Regions from separate parts of the Homo sapiens genome. Here region 1 is linked to region 2. Evidence: read pairs that join two places in POLR2A ChIA-PET (ENCODE). Cell type or tissue: A673. All regions are shown on one strand. Links, peaks and the distances in the headings refer to the core of each region. The heading gives the core; the rest is flanking DNA.

Region 1 (8,346 bases), core at 276-8,275, 970 kb after region 2:
TAAGATACAAAGTTGTGGGTTTGGATGGGTAGAGGAATGGTGTCGTTAAGCAACAAAGCACAATCTTTGTTCTTCCTCCAACTCCCGAGTGCCGTCATGATGATATCACCAATTCTTTAAGAATTGCCAAAAGAAAGAATAAAGTTAGAGACAGTTTTCTGTGAATGCCAGTTATAGACATGAACAGATTTAGTACTTGGTGTTCTTCCCATGAGTATTTCAGTTCATGGTAGTCTACAGGATTTAAGATAGTTGACAGGATTTAAGAGGAAAATAATTGATTTTAGAGACACCTTGAACTTCTCAGTTATTATCTATTTATTCGCTGATGTAAGAGTTGGCCTTGTCCTCTGGAGTTTAGAGACGCTGACAACATCTTGCCCAGTGTCTTTCCCCTGATGGAAGTTTACAATGATTTTTTCCTTTAAAAGGTTTGCATTTTCCTCTTGTAATGATTCTTGATGTTCTGTACAGTCTGAAGACTTTCTTTTTGAACAATCAGTTTGAAAAGTAAAGTGTGACATAATAATTTTCTAAAGCCTCTGTACCAGATGATACTTTGTTGTTTCTTGCTTAAACGTAGTGAAAAGGAAGTCAAATATATTTTGTCATAGAAAATACCATACAATTTTGTTTATGTATCTTTTTATTGTCATCAGAATTCTCTGTGTTTAAATATACAGAGAGGAGATGGGAGGGAGCTACTTTAAGTATCCCTTAAAAGCTCTTAACTTTGATTTAAAAGTTAAAAGTAAAAAGAAAAATACTCTTTGGAATTATACATTAGATATTTTAATATCATAAAGTAGCAAAGCAAAAAAATGTTGAAAGAACAACACATGTGCCACTTAAATGAGGGAAGATACTCGTTATAATTAATAATAATATATAATTAAATGTTTAGAATAAAAATTAAAACATCAGGTTAAAACTATTACATTTCCTTTTTCTGATTTTTATTTTAGACTCAAGGAGTACATGTATAGGTTTGGCTATATTGTGTGATGCTGAAATTTGGTGTACAAATAATTCCATTCCCCAGGTATAATCATAGTACCCAAGAGCTAGTTTTTCACCCCTTGTTCCCAGCCCTAGTAGTTCCCAGTTTCTATTGTTGCCATCTTTTATGTCCATGATTACTCATTGTTTAGCTTCTACTTATACATGAGAATATGCAGTTTTTGGTTTTCCGTTCCTGCATTAATTCACTTAGCATAATGGCCTCCGGCTGCATATGTATTACTGCAAAGAACATTATTTCATTCTTTTTATGGCTGCATACTATTCCATGGTATCTATGTATCACATTTTCTCTATCTAGTTCACCATTTATGGTCAGCTAGGTTGATTTCATGTTTTTGCTATAGTGAATAGTGCTGCGATGAATGTAGGAGTACATGAGTCTTTTTGGTTGAATGATTTGTTTTCTTTTGGGTACATGTGTAAATTAGTTCAGCCATTGTGGAAAGCAGTCTGGACCATTCAACTGAGAAATCCTATTACTGGATATATTACTTTTCTTTATTGAATTCTTCATCATTAAGGAAAAAAATAATGGTTACTGTCTTATTTTTAAGCCCTATAAAGATATTGTATGTTTTGAAGGAATTAACTTTTCTCCGGAATCTTGTTGAGAACTGTCAAATATTTGTAAGTGGGTATATGTGTGTATTTGTTTTTTATTACGTCTCAGATCACTTAAGCTTATATGCCTTTTTACATGCTAGTTCACACTTGCCTGATTTAGCAAAAAATTAAATTTATTTAAATTATTCTTGCCTTTCAAGTATTTGAAGACATTATATTAACTTTTTAAATAGTACGCTAAACACTTTTAGCAAGCTTGCTATAAGATGTATATTCTTCTATGCATAAAACTTGCAAATTAAGGAACATCTAGATACAATACCTTGCCAGAATTGTAAGAAATTATTTATTAAGAATTTCTTTGAAGAACCACATTAGATAAATGCTGGCCTGCTAGTCTCTGTGATACTGAAAATGCTCTCAGTCCGCACTATCCAGATAGGGAGCTGCTAGCCACATGCAGCTACTGAACACTTGAAACGTAGCCAGTACAGATAAGAAACTAAATTTTTCTAATTTTTCTAAATTTCATTTTATTTACTTTTTATTCATTTAAATAGCCATGTGTGGCAGTCATTATTACCATTTTTAACAGTGCAGCTTTAGATTCAGAAAATATCAAATAGTGGGCTATTGTGAAGATGAAAATATCTACCTGACAACACCACTGAGAAGACTAAACGAACTAACATTGATAATATGCATGGACAGTGCCGGGCATGCGCTAGAAGTTATACATAAGTAACTTTCCTTCTTTTTCTTCTTGTAGCTCAATATGTACCCATTACTGATCCTCTTAGGGATGTGCCTACTCTTTGTACTACTTTTTATAGCCTTTTTTCCATTCCCTTGTTATGGTCTCCTTTTAGAATTCTGTCTCTTTCCTTGCTGTCACTCTTTTTCTTTGTTTCACTAAATATTCCATCCATTTCACTGTATTTTCTTACTTTTACTTCTATTTTCAACTCTTTTGTTTTCTCTTTCCATTCATGATAGGAAGGGCTACTCAACAATTACTTCTCTTTCCCAGAATGCTCTATCTTGAGTGTAACTATGACTTGGGGATGAACTTGCTTGATTAGAATTTGGCACCTAATGGAGACATAACACATTTGCCCTGAAAACTTGTAAATATAACCCAGGTCTGCAAAAACCCTTCAAAATGAGAATCAAATTTAAAAAGACATTATGTTGATAATGCTCTCTGTCTTATTCTGCTAAGACTTCCATAACAAAATACCATAAGTTGGGTAGCTTAAACAAAAATAATTTTTATTTCTTTTCTAAAGACTACAAAATCTAAAATCAGGGTTCCAGCACAGTTGCTTTCTGATAAAGTTTCCCTTCCTGGCTTGCAGACGGTTGTCTTCTTGCTTTATCCTCACAATGGTTCTTCCTCTGTACACTGGAGGGAAGAGAGAGAGAGACATTTCTCTTTCTTTCTCTTTGTATAAGGCACGTGTTCCTATTGGATCAGGTTCCATACTCATGATCTCATTTAACCTTAATTATTTCCCTAAAGCCTTATATCCAAATATAAGCCACATTGGTGATTAGGGTTTTGATATATGAATGTGAGGAAGACACAGTTCAGTCCATAGCACCCCCTAAGTGCAAACACATATCCTGTCTTGAAGACTGTACCTTTAACAATGGCCTTTAAAAACTTCTGAATTAAAGTTCTAAGAAACATGAGCTTAGAGTTGAAAATTACAGACACACAAACACAAATATACAAGCTCTAACATGAGTGTGAGCAGAAAACAAGAGAAAAGAAACAGCAGGCTTAGACTCAAAAATACTTAATGTTGAAATTATTGGGCATAGAATACTGAATAACAATAATATATTATAGAAAGTATAAATTGTGGATAAATAAGAATGGATTTTCTAAAAGACCAACACACTTGGAAAGAATCAAATGAAACTCTAGAAATAAATAAAAATAATAAATGAAATTTTAAAATAGACAAGTTAAAGAACAGATTAAATGCAGCTCAAAAAGTTAGTGAACTGGAGTATCAAACCAAATATCTGAAATGTAGTACAGAGCAAAATTAATGTAAATGATAAAAGAGATGTTAATTAAAACTAAGAATAACATGAACATGTCTAATATATACCAATCTATCCTGAGTTCTAGAAGGAAATAACAGAGAGAAAGGAAATCTGGCAATACTTGAAGAGATAATATTTGGCAACTTCAAGAATTGTTGAAAATACCAACTCCATATCAAGAAGCCCAAAAAATCTCACATGGAATAAGCACACACACACACACACACATAAACACACACACACACACATACACACCGTATCACACTGAGAGTACATAATACCAAAGACAAAAAAATCTTTAAAAGTATCTACAGAGAAAAGACAGATCACTTACAAAGGACTACCAACTTCTTGATAGCAGGAACAGAAACCTGAGAGCAATATAAATATATACTCAATATATAAAGAGAAAAATCCCATGCAACTTAGCAAATGTGAAATGCAGCTCAAAAATAAAATGAATTAAAGAGAAAAAGAAAAAAAAAGATTGGAAATTTACCAGAGTTTATTACCAACAGACCATTCTGAAAACAAATTATAAGATATGTCTCTGGTTATTGAAAATTAATTCTAAGTAGAAGGTTTGAGATATAAGAAATTAGTAAAAATTAAAATAATGATATCAATACTTATTTTGTGGGGTTAAGAATAAGTAGATCCAACATATTAGACAAAGCTGGCATAAGAATCGTAAGATGCAGTCAGATCTAAAGCACTCTTAGGACATTTATAATTCAGGATGAGGGTGAGTATTTTGATATTCTGCATATGTTATTAAGTATGCAGGTTAAAAGCTATATAATTACTAAAAATAAGCCTAATGAATATAATTACCAAAATAGTGGGAAAAAAAACATCAGAATAGGGGAAAGAACAATTCAAAATAATCCCAGAACAATGATGGGGAGAAGTCCAAAATAATCATAATTGATATGAATGCATTATACTCACCAATTAAAAGAGAAAAAATATCAGACTGTATGAAAAAATAAATATAGTGTTGTGCTTTTTTAAGTAGGTAAAGCAAATACTACCCCTCTATTCTTCCTCTGCTCCTGGAAAAAAGAGAACAAATCAAACTGATGTGTCTATAATAACAACACATGAATTAGACATTAAGCCAAAATTCATTGCTAGAGAGAAAGCTTGACTACATACTTATAAAAGTTGCAATTTTCTACAAAAAAATTAGCCGAGCATGGTGGCATACACCTGTAATCCCAGCTACTCGGGAGGCTGAGGCAGGAGAATCACTTGAACCTGGGAGGCGGAGGTTGCAGTTAGCTGTGATCGTGCCACTGCACTCCAGCCTGTGTGACAGAGCCAGGCTCTGTCTCAAAAAAAAAAAAAAAAAAAAAAACTAGAAGTTTCACTTTTCTGGAAGTATATAGTCACACATTTACATATTTATATGCAATTGACCCTTGAACAACACAACTTGGAACTTCCTGGGTTCACTGAAATGCAGATTTTCTTCTGCCTCTGCTACTCCTGAGACAGCAAAACCAACCCCTCTTTTTGCTCCTCCTCTTCCGCCTACTCAATGTGAAGACGAGGATAAAGACGTTTATGATGATTCACTTCCATTTAATGAATAGTAAATGTATTCCCTCTTGCTTGGGATTTTCTTAATAACATTTTATTTTCTCTAGCTTACTTTATTGTAAGATACCATATATAATACATATAATGTGCAAAATATGTCTTAATCAACTGTTTATGTTATTTGTAAGGCTTCCAGTCAACAGTAGGCTATAGTTGTTAAGTTTTTGGGGAGTCAAAAGTTATACATAAATTTTTGACTACATGTGGGGGCCAGTGCCCCAACTGTCACATTGTTCAAAGGTCAACAGTACATTAAATAACTTTCAAAATTAGACATTATTACATGGAGTAATTTATAAATCCCCATCATAATGGAAAATATTTAAAACATTTCTGCCGGGAAATGACAGACAGTTCAAGAGAAAAATTAAAGTTACAAAAGTATGAACACTGTAACAAAATTGCATTTCCATACAAGTAAATATTAGTTAGAAAATATCATTAAGATGCTGGGCATGGTGGCTTACGCCTGTAATCCCAGCACATTGGGAGGCCAAGGCAGGTGGATTGCCTGAGGCTGGGAGTTCGAGACCAGCCTGGCCAACATAGTGAAACCCCATCTCTACTAAAAATACAAAAATTAGCTGGGCCTGGTGGTGTGCGCCTGTAATCCCAGCTACTCAGGAGGCTGAGGCAGGAGAATCTCTTGAACCCGGGAGGCAGAGGTTGCAGTGAGCCAAGATTGCACCATTGCACTCCAGCCTGGGCAACAAGAGTGAGACTTCATCTCAAAAAAAAAGAAAGAAAATACCATTAAGATGTCTGGGAATTAATCCAACCAAAGATGTGCAGCATCTATGCAGCATGTTATAAACTTGTGTTGAAAGACACTGAAAGAAGACTAAATGTGATTGATTAGGATAAATCAATTTCACAAATTGACATTTTTATGAATTTGATTTATAGATACAATTCAATTCCAATCAACAGAGATTTTCCTTAAAAATGATAAACTGAATCTAAAGTATGTATAGAAAGAAAATAGGTGAAGAATAGTCAAGACAGATTGGAAATAGAGCAAGGTGGGGAGGCAGGATTCCAAGTGCTGATTTAATGTTCTATTTCTCAGTTTTGGTGGGGGATTTTAAAATGTTTGTTTTATTATTTTTAATCCAGAAATATATTTATATGCATTTTATGTTCATGTGTTCTGTTTCAAAATAAAATTTTTTAAAGCTCACATAGTATAAGTTTGAGGCTCAGATCTCTGTAGAATCAACAAGTAAAACCCAGGATGTTTTATAATTATATGTATAGAATTTGTGCTGATAGTTATTCACTGTTTAACAATAAAATACATTTTAACATAAGATGTAATACATGGTTAATGCAGAAAATTTGGAAAATATAGGAAATAGGCAGAAATGAATAAAAAGCCCTGTGACCCCCCACCATCAATTTCAGACACTGTGAATGTTGTTACATACATTCTGGTCTTATCTATGCTCATGTATGTGTGCTTCTGTATTTGTAAGTTTTTAGAGAATTACTGTCCTATTACATAATAAGTTTGTGTTATACTTTTTATTTGCCAATACAAATGTATTATTTAATGTGTTAGGAACTTTGCAAAACCACCAGATTTTTATTATGAAAAGGCACAGTTGAAAATTATATACTTGCTCAAGCAATTCTTTCAGAAAACAGCAATATTTTAGAAAATAAAACTTGAGAATTCAGCCAAGAGGGATTATATTGATAGGAGAATGCAGAATATGTAGGGAACATACATAATTTCAGTAATCCACAAAACAGGAGAAGGAAATACACATCTCATACACTGATGTTAGCTGGAATCACAGTATTCTGTACCACATCTGCTACTCAGTTGATTTATTAGTGATTAAAATGTAGTACAAATAGTTGTCCTTAAGCAGTTCCCTCACAGAGCCTATTCTCAACAATTTGCATAAGTGACACATTTATTTCAAAAAGTACTTAGAAAGAAAATATAATACTGAACTTGATAGTATTGTAGCAGGACAAGCCTCAGACAAAACCCCTCAGACACCGAGTTAAAGAAGGAAGGGCTTTATTCAGCCGGGAGCTTCGGCAAGACTCACGTCTCCAACAACCAAGCTCCCTGAGTGAGCAATTCCTGTCCCTTTTAAGGGCTCACAGCTCTAAGGGGGTCTGCATGAGAGGGTCGTGATCGACTGAGCAAGCAGGGGGTACGTGACTGGGGGCTGCATGCACCGGTAATTAGAACAGAACAGAACAGGACACGGATTTTCACAGTGCTTTTCTGTACAATGTCTGTAATCTATAGATAACATAACTGATTAGGTCAGGGGTCAATCTTTAACTACCAGGCCCAGGGTATGGCGCCGGGCTGTCTGCTTGTGGATTTCATTTCTGCCTCTTAGTTTTTACTTCTTCTTTCTTTGGAGGCAGAAATTGGGCATAAGACAATATGAGGGGTGGTCTCCTCCCTTAGTATGACCAAACACTTTGTACCCGCTTCTTTCAATCTATCACGAAAATGTAATTTATCTTTGAAGCCAGGAAATATCCTGATTAGTGTTTCAAGGGAGGGTAAGGAAAATCTCACAATTGGAGAAATCCTTCCTTTGAGGCCCTATCTTTGTTTCCCAACTGAAGAGAATTACAGGCCTTGGGCTAGATCCAGTTCCCAAGAAGTGATTTTATAAAAATCCACCAATGCTAGTAACGCCGAGACTTTTCTAAATGCTGTTTTCAGTAGGTAAAACATATTCCTGTTACTACCTAACTAGAGAGAATAGTAGGATGATATTTGCATTGCCGTGGCAACTTGCATCTCTAGAGTGAGATGACATTTTTGCCTGTTTATTTCTACTTTTCATTTAGGAATAACATTTTTTATTCCATTTTAACTTAAAAAATAACTTGGGTGTGTATAGATAGGGAGAGAAACTGAAAGTTATTTAACGTCTGCTATATGTCAGACACGGAGTTAAGTTGTTTATATGCACCACTGCATTCAGTCCTCCAAGGACTCTGGAAAGGAAGATTCGCTTTAGAGAGGAGACAGAGAAATTTCAGCACTTTTCTGTGCTTTAGTTCAAAAAGTTACAAAGCAATAGAGCCTGGGTCTATTCAGAGCTTGGAGCCCCT
Region 2 (8,346 bases), core at 149-8,148:
CACACACATGGGTAAATGTGTTGTAGGTGAGGGAGCAGATCTGGAAAAGGGTTTTACTGGAAAAAGTTCCAACATCCCTGAGCTAGAGCCCCTAATGAGATTCTTTTCTAGTGAGCCATTGTCTCTTTTCTCCATGCCAGAAATAGCTGTAATCCTACTAAGCAACTATATTACTTTTTATCCTATCCACACCAGTTTGTCATATATAGGGACCAGACTGTGTTTTGTCAAAGACACACACACAAACGTGTGCGCACAAGTAAGCAGATTGATTTTATTCAAGCTATTACTATAGGGAGAGCACCTCAAATCCAGAGATCAAAGTAGCTTGGCAGGGTAGTTTTACTGCAGAATTTTATAGGGAGGAGTAGAAAAGTTATAGGTAAGATGATTTATAGTTGGGATTGTTTTGCTATCAGGAGAAGTCTCAAATAGCTGTAATGCAAATGTTTAGCTCTATCTATCTGGCTAGTTTCAGAAGGACAAACAGTTCAAATCTCAGCTAAATCATTCATGAGACAAAGAACAAGGAGTTGAAAGGTCTGTGTCTGTTCTTGTCTGCAGCTTCAGGCAAAAGAGGAAAGGTCTGTATTTGTCCAAGGCTCAGGTAAACAAGGGAGTCTTCATGGGTCTTAGGGAAGTCAGGAGAAAGAGTGGACAGTGAGTCTTATCTATGTCATAAGGGGAAAGGTAGTTCTTTTCCTTAAGCCATTTCCTGGAAAATAAGAGTGGGGAGATTTCAGAAAATAAAAGGTTGGTGGAATTTCTGGACTATACCTGCTTTCCAGAAGCACAGAGCTCAGATAAAGTTCGATGTTGTCAGTTTTCTCCTCTTGGCTGGATTTAAAGAAAGAAAAGACCCAAATGTCTGGCCCATTTCCTACAAGTAAGTAGATTTAAGAGCATGCCTCCAGCTAGTTCCTTGGATGATAACTGATGTTGGCTAACACTGTTGAGGATATCATTCTGTAACAGGTAATTTCTTTTTAATCTGAGAATAAATGGTACTGGAATGGATCAACTAAAGTGAATTTACTTGAGCCAGGGCAAAATTTAATATAAAATAGCAAAACAAAAACAAAAAACCACTTTGAATGAAACTTTATATTGAAACTTGAAACTAAAAATAATGAAAATAAAATTATGTTACTCATTTAATAAAATGCAGTTTGTAATTGCAACTCAAAGTTAATTTTAGACAAATAATGGATGAGATGTTGATGTGGGTGGGTTGGGGAGCATCACTTTTCTGACACATTTGCATCATAGCTCCATACAATACTCTCCTTGTTACTTGTGATTTTCATAGCACAATTCTATAGAGGATAACATTAGCAAAAAATATTCAAAGCATCATTAATTTTCTGAGATGTCTTTCACTTCTTTGGCATTCACTTCACACTATTTTGGGGTGCTTATGTACCCATCTCTTCTTTATTGGATAGGTGGTCTAATTCTATTAAGCACTCATTTGTCAGTGGCTTTGCCTGAGGGATTCCAGTGGCCATAACTTTACCTTCCCTTACATCAGATTTTTATCTTTTGTGACATGTGTGATGTCACCTTGCAATTGATTTGTGTGGAATGTATTGTATTGCCAGATATTTAAAACAAAGACATTGACCCAGTGTGTGGATTAAGTGAATACAAGTTGTATTGGTTTTGTAATAAATATTTTTCATGATGATGAACCTTTTTTTTTTTTTTTTTCTTGAGACAGAGTCTCGCTCTGTTGCCCAGGCTGGAGTGCAGTGGCACAATCTCAGCTCACGGCATGCTCCACCTCCCGGGTTCATGCCATTCTCCTGCCTCAGCCTCCCGAGTAGCTGGGACTGCAGGGGCCCGCCACCACGCCTGGCTAATTTTTTGTGTTTTTAGTAGAGACGGGGTTTCACCATGTTATCCAGGATGGTCTCGATCTCCTGACCTTGTGATCCGCCCGCCTCGGCCTCCCAAAGTGCTGGGATTACAGGCGTGAGCCACCGCACCCAGCCAGATGATGAATCTTATTGCTCTATCTAAATTTCTAATCACGAAGACTCCCAAGAAGAAGACTCCACTAACAGTCACCCTTTGGCATTTTATATGATTTATTTTATTTAATTCTCACTTCAACTCTGCAGGGAAGGTACTATTATTATCCCCAAAACATGGATGAGGGAATGGAGGCTGATAAGGTTTGGCTGTGTCCCCATCCACCCAAATCTCATCTTGAATTACAGTGCTCATAATCCCCACGTGTTGTGGGAGGGACAAGGTGGAGGTAATAGAATCATGGGGGCAGTTACCTCCATGCTTTTCACCTGATAGTGAGTGAGTTCTCACAAGATCTGATGGTTTTATAAGGGCCTTTCCCCCAGTTTCGCTCATTCTTCTTCTTCTGGCCACTAAATGAAGAAGGACATGTTTGCTTCCCCTTCCACCACGATTGTAAGTTTCCTGAGGCCTCCCCAGCCATGCTGAACTGTGAGTCAATTAGACCTCTTTCCTTTATAAATTACCCAGTTTTGGGTATGTTCTTATTAGCAGCATGAGAACAGACTAACACAGAGGCTTTGAGAATTTGTATGATTTTTCGAAAGGCAGAATTACCCAATGGCAGAGCCAGGACATGAATCCAGGAGTGACTAATCACAAATTTGTGCTCTGTGCTGAAATAGTATGCCAGCCTCCTTCTCCCTACCAAGTTCACCCATTTTTTCCTACCCTAATTTTTCCTTTTGCCTGGATGTCCTTATCTACTTATTAAAAATTAAGTTGTATCTTGTTATATCTTTTTAGCCAATTTAAGCCCTTTGCAGAAAGAAAGAGAAGTATATATGCTTTTTTTTTTTTTTTTTTTTTTTTTTAAAGCCAAGTGTCTTTTTCAAGGTTATCTGAAGAGAAAGTGTGCTGGTTATGCACACTCCAGATTCTGGAGTCCTATAAGCTGGAGATTAACTTCTGGCTCTCTGTCGTATTAGCTGAGTGATCTATGGTAAAGTTTAAAACTTCAATGTCCGGCCGGGCGCGGTGGCTCACGCCTGTAATCCCAGCACTTTGGGAGGCCGAGGCGGGCGGATCACGAGGTCAGGAGATCGAGACCATCCCGGCTAACACGGTGAAACCCCGTCTCTACTAAAAATACAAAAAATTAGCCGGGCGTGGTGGCGGGCGCCTGTAGTCCCAGCTACACGGGAGGCTGAGGCAGGAGAATGGCGTGAACCCGGGAGGCGGAGCTTGCAGTGAGTCGAGATCGCGCCACTGCACTCCAGCCTGGGCGACAGAGCGAGACTCCGTCTCAAAAAAAAAAATAAAATAAAAATAAAAAAAATAAAACTTCAGTGTCCTTGCTTGTGAAATAGTGAGGTTATTATTACTCATCTCATGGGATTGTTTTAAGATTAAACACAATAATGCCTCTAAAGTGCTTCGCGTTCTGCCCTTTTCATGGAAGGCTCCTGATAACGGTTTGGATCTGTGCTCCCTCCCGAATCTCATGTTGAAATGTAATACCCAGTGTTGAAGGTGGGGCCTGGTGAGAGGTGATTGGATCGTGGGGGCAGTTTCTCATGATTTAACACCATGTCCCTTGGTGCTATCGTCATGGCAGTGAGTTCTCATGAATCTGGGTGTTTAAAAGTGTCTAGCACCTCCCCTCCCCCTTCTCCCTCTTCCTGCTGCTTTGGCCGTGTGAGATGCCTCACTACCCCTTTCCCTTCCACCATGATTGGAGGCTTTCTGAGGCTTTCACAGAAGCAGAAGCCACTAGGCTTCCTATACAGCCTGCAGAACTATAAACAAATTAAAATTCTTTTCTTTATAAATTACCCAGTCTCAGGTATTTCTTTATAGCAGTGCAAGAATGAATTAATATAGCTCCTGATAAAAATTTCCGTTGTTTTTTATGCTTACAGGCAAACAAGATAGTCAGTAAACAGTGTACTAAACTGGGAAAATCAGCCCTGCTTCATTCTAATTTCCACTATAGCTAAGTAATTTCATTTTAATCAATTTTTAAGGCACCAAAATGAGACAACCATTTTTCCAGGTTGAGTGGATTCTTTTTTAATTTTTAATTTTTGTTTTTTGAGACAGAGTCTTTCTCTGTCACTCAGGCTGGAGTGCAGTGGCGCAATCTCAGATTACTGCAACCTCCGCCTCCTGTGTTCAACTGATTCTCCTGCCTCAGCCTCCTGAGTGGCTGGAGCTACAGGTGCGTGCTACCAAGCCCAGCTAATTTTTTTTTTTTTTGTATTTTTAGTAGAGACGGGGTTTCACTGTGTTAGCCAGGATGGTCTTGATCTCCTGACCTCGTGATCCGCCTGCCTCGGCCTCCCAAAGTGCTGGGATTATAGGCGTGAGTCACCGCGCCCAGCAAGTGGATTCTTTAAAATTTATGTCGAAGATGGAAAGAACCAAGGTAGAAGTAACCTGGGTTCCAAGATTTTATTAAGTGCCACGTCAGCCTTGAACTCACTACCTCCGGGCTTCCTGTCCTGGTGAGGGAAATACATTATTATGTAGTTAAAGTAACTGCTATTTTGGTTTTACTCTTTCTTTTAGCCAAACCCATTTTAAACTAACACAGTGGAAACAATTGTGAGCAGGAAAAAGATTTTATGGATTCCAATTATGTTTCGCAATCTGCAAGTCAGCATGAACTGGAATGTCTATTTACTGCGGCTTTTTGTTTCCTAGTTATGATAGTGTTGTATGTCTATCGGATAGAATAGTCTTTTAATTCACAGACAGCACTTATTTTATAGTCAAGAATTGATGGGATTGGGGATAAGCTAGGAAGCACAAATGCAATTTGCTTTTTATGATTTTATCTTATTTTCTATGAATATACATAATTTCCTAATTGTATATTTACACACACATATACACAAATAAATATAAATTTTTGGTTCCCAAATGTATCATTTCCCCAGTTATCAATTTCGTCTGAAATGTGGTGGGCCCTGAACTATGGTAACTATGGTTACCATGTGGTAACCATGTGGTGGGCACAATCCTTTAAATTATACACTTCTCTTATTAACAATTGTTTTTACTGGCAATGAGGAAAAAAATGTGGTACTGGGTTTTTAAAAGACTTCTACAGAATTTTTTTAAATGTTTGGGCTTTACCAAGAACTCATTAAAAAATTGTAATCCTTTTCCTTTCTATATATAGTTGAATGAACACACATACACACACACATGCCACAAAACAAAAACAAAGTTATCCTCACACACAGGATAGAAACCAAACCAAATCCCAACACATGGCAAGATGATAGGCAGGGAAAAGGACACAGTAGCCACAAAGAGCTTTGTTCTTTTTGTCTTCTTTTACCTTCATTACTGTCATCCGGAGTAGTGTAGATGGAAGCCAGGGTAAATAAGGAAAAGATAACAAAAGCCAATAAAATGAATGCCATTTCCAAGTTGGTGTAGGGAAGCTCCATGAACCACCACCGAAAACTTCTTCACCTACAATAGGAATAAAACATGGGCTCAGCATACTCTAATCCAGAGAGAGCTTGCTCAGCAATGATTTATTTTAGAATTCAACATGTGTGAGATTTGCTAAAGCTTGTTAAAATACTTCTGTGTACCTGGAACAATGTATTTGGCAGTGGCAAGAATGGACTGTGCTCTTGTTGTTTTGAAATTTGGCATACAATTTCACTGTGTAGATTGGAAGAGAGCCTAGAAATCTGAATGGTAGAGTCAGTTTACCTTTACACAGCTTTGTGAGTTTTTTGACACAACTCTGGGAATAAAGACAAGGTATGCTGACGTGCAATGAGCACTTAAACGGGGCCAGGCACTTGAAAAAGCTTGAGCTATTACCTCCTTTAATCCTCATAATAACTCTGTAAGTGAGGTACCAGTATTGTCTCCATTTCATAAATGAAGAAACTGAAGCACTAAGATGTAACTTACCTTAAGTTATAAATCTAGTATATGGTAGAGGTGAAATGCCAACTCTGGCAATCTGGTTATAGAATCCTCACTCTTAATCAATATACTATACTGACACTCGACTAACCAACTAACCAACCAACCAACCAGCCAATCAATCCCAAACCCACCATAATGGTTAGGATCATGTTTTGCAAAAGCATTATGTGGATTGATTGGAGAGGAGTTTTTTTTTTTTTTTATACTTTAAGTTTTAGGGTACATGTGCACAACGTGCAGGTTTGTTACGTATGTATACATGTGCCATGTTGGTGTGCTGAACCCATTAACTCATAATTTAACATTAGGTATATCTCCTAATGCTATCCCTCCCCCCTCCCCCCACCCCACAACAGGCCCCGGTGTGTGATGTGCCCCTTCCTGTGTCCATGTGTTCTCATTGTTCAATTCCCACCTATGGGTGAGAACATGCGGTGTTTGGTTTTTTTGTCCTTGCGATAGTTTGCTGAGAATGATGGTTTCCAGCTTCATCCATGTCCCTACAAAGGACATGAACTCATCATTTTTTATGGGAGAGGAGTTTTTATGTTAGGTGGTAGAAGATACAATGGGTTAAGCAAAGGATAATAGAAAGAATTTAATGTCAAGATGAGAGCTTAGTCTTTTTTCAAATGATATTAGAAGATGAATATAAGGTCCTTAGTAGTACGGAGACGTGATGAAGCAGTATTTTGCGAATATTAATGGCATCTCCATGTACAGGAGAGAATGAAGGAAGAGAATGGTAACTGGAAAAAACTCAGAGTGAGTTTTAGCTCTGTGTCAGGATTTTAGCAGGAAGGATAGAGAGGAAGGGATAAAACTCAGAGCCGATTTGATGGAAGGGCAGAAGGATCTTGGTAGCTTGTTGGCCATATGGGGTGCAGAGGGTGCCCCAACATTAAAATGAAGTTCAGGGAGAAAGAGGGGAGACAAAGATCACTGGGAAAAAGAGGCTCCCAGAATCATGTGTGAAATCGGTGGTAGAGAATATTAATTCCTCAAACTTCATTGTGGTTAGTAGAGATGCTGATGCACTCTGACATATTCGGCCATTCATCAATATTTGGAAAATGAATTGATCAAGCTTCTGCTTCTTCAGAGAATATGAAGACTATTAACTCTGCTAAAGCAGCTCAGAGAATACCGTTATTTTTACCGTCAGTTTTCTGTGAGGACTCTTTCTTGAAGAAAAAATAAAAATAAAAACAGAAAAATTTGTGCCATCTAGTGGTTTTTAAGTGCTATAGGTCGGAGAAAGAAGGATGAATTACCCACACTCTCTAAAGATGTTTCATTATACATATGTAGTACCCTGTGCTCATGCAAAATGGTTTCTCCTATTCTCCAGTTTTGTCCTACGCCTAGAATATCAACAGATTTTAAGGTAGTTGTCTTTGAGAGGAGGCAGCTGTTAATGTTTTCTGGACACATAGCTCATGTGTGGTGAGTTCCTGCCTCCTTCCCTTCCTCTGGCAACCTGGTTACAGAATCCTCATTCTTTTTTTTTTTTTTTTGAGATGTACTGTTGCTCGTCACCCAGGCTGGAGTGCAGTGGTGTGATTTCGGCTCACTGCAACCTCTGCCTCACGGGTTCAAGCAGTTCTCTGCCTCAGCTTCCTGAGTAGCTCCTTCCTTCCTCTCTCTCTCTCTTTCCCTCTCTTTCTTTCTCTTCTTTCTCTTTTCTTTTCTTTTCTTTTTTTTTTTTTGTGACAAAGTCTTGCTCTGTTGCCCAGGCTGGAGAGCAATGGCATGATAACAGTTCACTGCAGCCTCGGCCTTTTGGGCTCAAGCAATCCTCTCATTTCAGCCTCCAGAATAGCTGGGGGCTACAGGCATGCACTGTTACGCCCAGCGAATTTTTTGATTTTTTTTGTAGAGACAAGGTCTCATTATGTTGCCCAGGCTGGTCTCAAACTCCTGGGTTCAAGCAATCACCCACCTTGCCTCCCAAAATGCTGAGATTACAGGCATAGCTACCGCCTCTGGCCCTGTGATGAGTTATTTCTAGCTCACTACCCTAGATGCTGCCATTCTAGACAAATAAACGCAAAATAATGGTCTTTGAATTGTCAGTAGAAATTGAAAGCTGGGGGAAAAGACATAGTGGGATAATAGATATTGTCAGACATCTATGATTATGGAACTTGGAACCCGACTACCTTCTTGTCAAATGCTCAGGGCACAGAGCCCTTGACCAGGAGCTCTCCACAACTATGCCCTAAATTCAAGAAGAGGTGATTTCTGCATAAATAAACCAGCCAAGAGTTATTTTCTAAATGCAAAGATGATGCTTCTGATGCCTACACTGTTCCCATTCTTGCATATCCTTGATGGAGCATCTGAAGAACAGTTGGTTGTACAGCCTGCATTTCTTCCTGGGTTGTGTATCTGTAGTCTGTTCTCTGGACA

What was found. ChIA-PET counts read pairs that join two places held together with the same protein. Peaks named below come from ENCODE experiments on the same cell type or tissue, not always from the same donor. Only the 100,000 strongest peaks of a DNase experiment are listed, where the experiment ranks them.
Region 1: POLR2A ChIA-PET joins it to region 2 with 7 read pairs; 1 of 35 experiments calls an interaction of 5 or more read pairs at or near these places.

Annotation. Positions count from the first base shown.
Region 1 is chr4:163,792,881-163,801,226 of GRCh38, reverse strand. The region is part of intron 4 of MARCHF1 (membrane associated ring-CH-type finger 1); the gene reads left to right. Among named protein-coding and RNA genes, the nearest start is that of TMA16, 300 kb to the right of the region's middle. In A673, for the core only: no CTCF peak of the experiment used is centred there; a DNase peak (open chromatin) is centred at 5,156.
Region 2 is chr4:164,767,533-164,775,878 of GRCh38, reverse strand. It overlaps SMIM31 (small integral membrane protein 31), which reads right to left. Exons shown (of 3, transcript NM_001352885.1): 2 at 5,324-5,460. The coding sequence starts at 5,435. Among named protein-coding and RNA genes, the nearest start is that of SMIM31, 18 kb to the right of the region's middle. In A673, for the core only: a CTCF peak has its summit at 7,161 (motif pointing left); DNase peaks (open chromatin) are centred at 4,598 and 7,148; H3K27ac peaks cover 306 bases.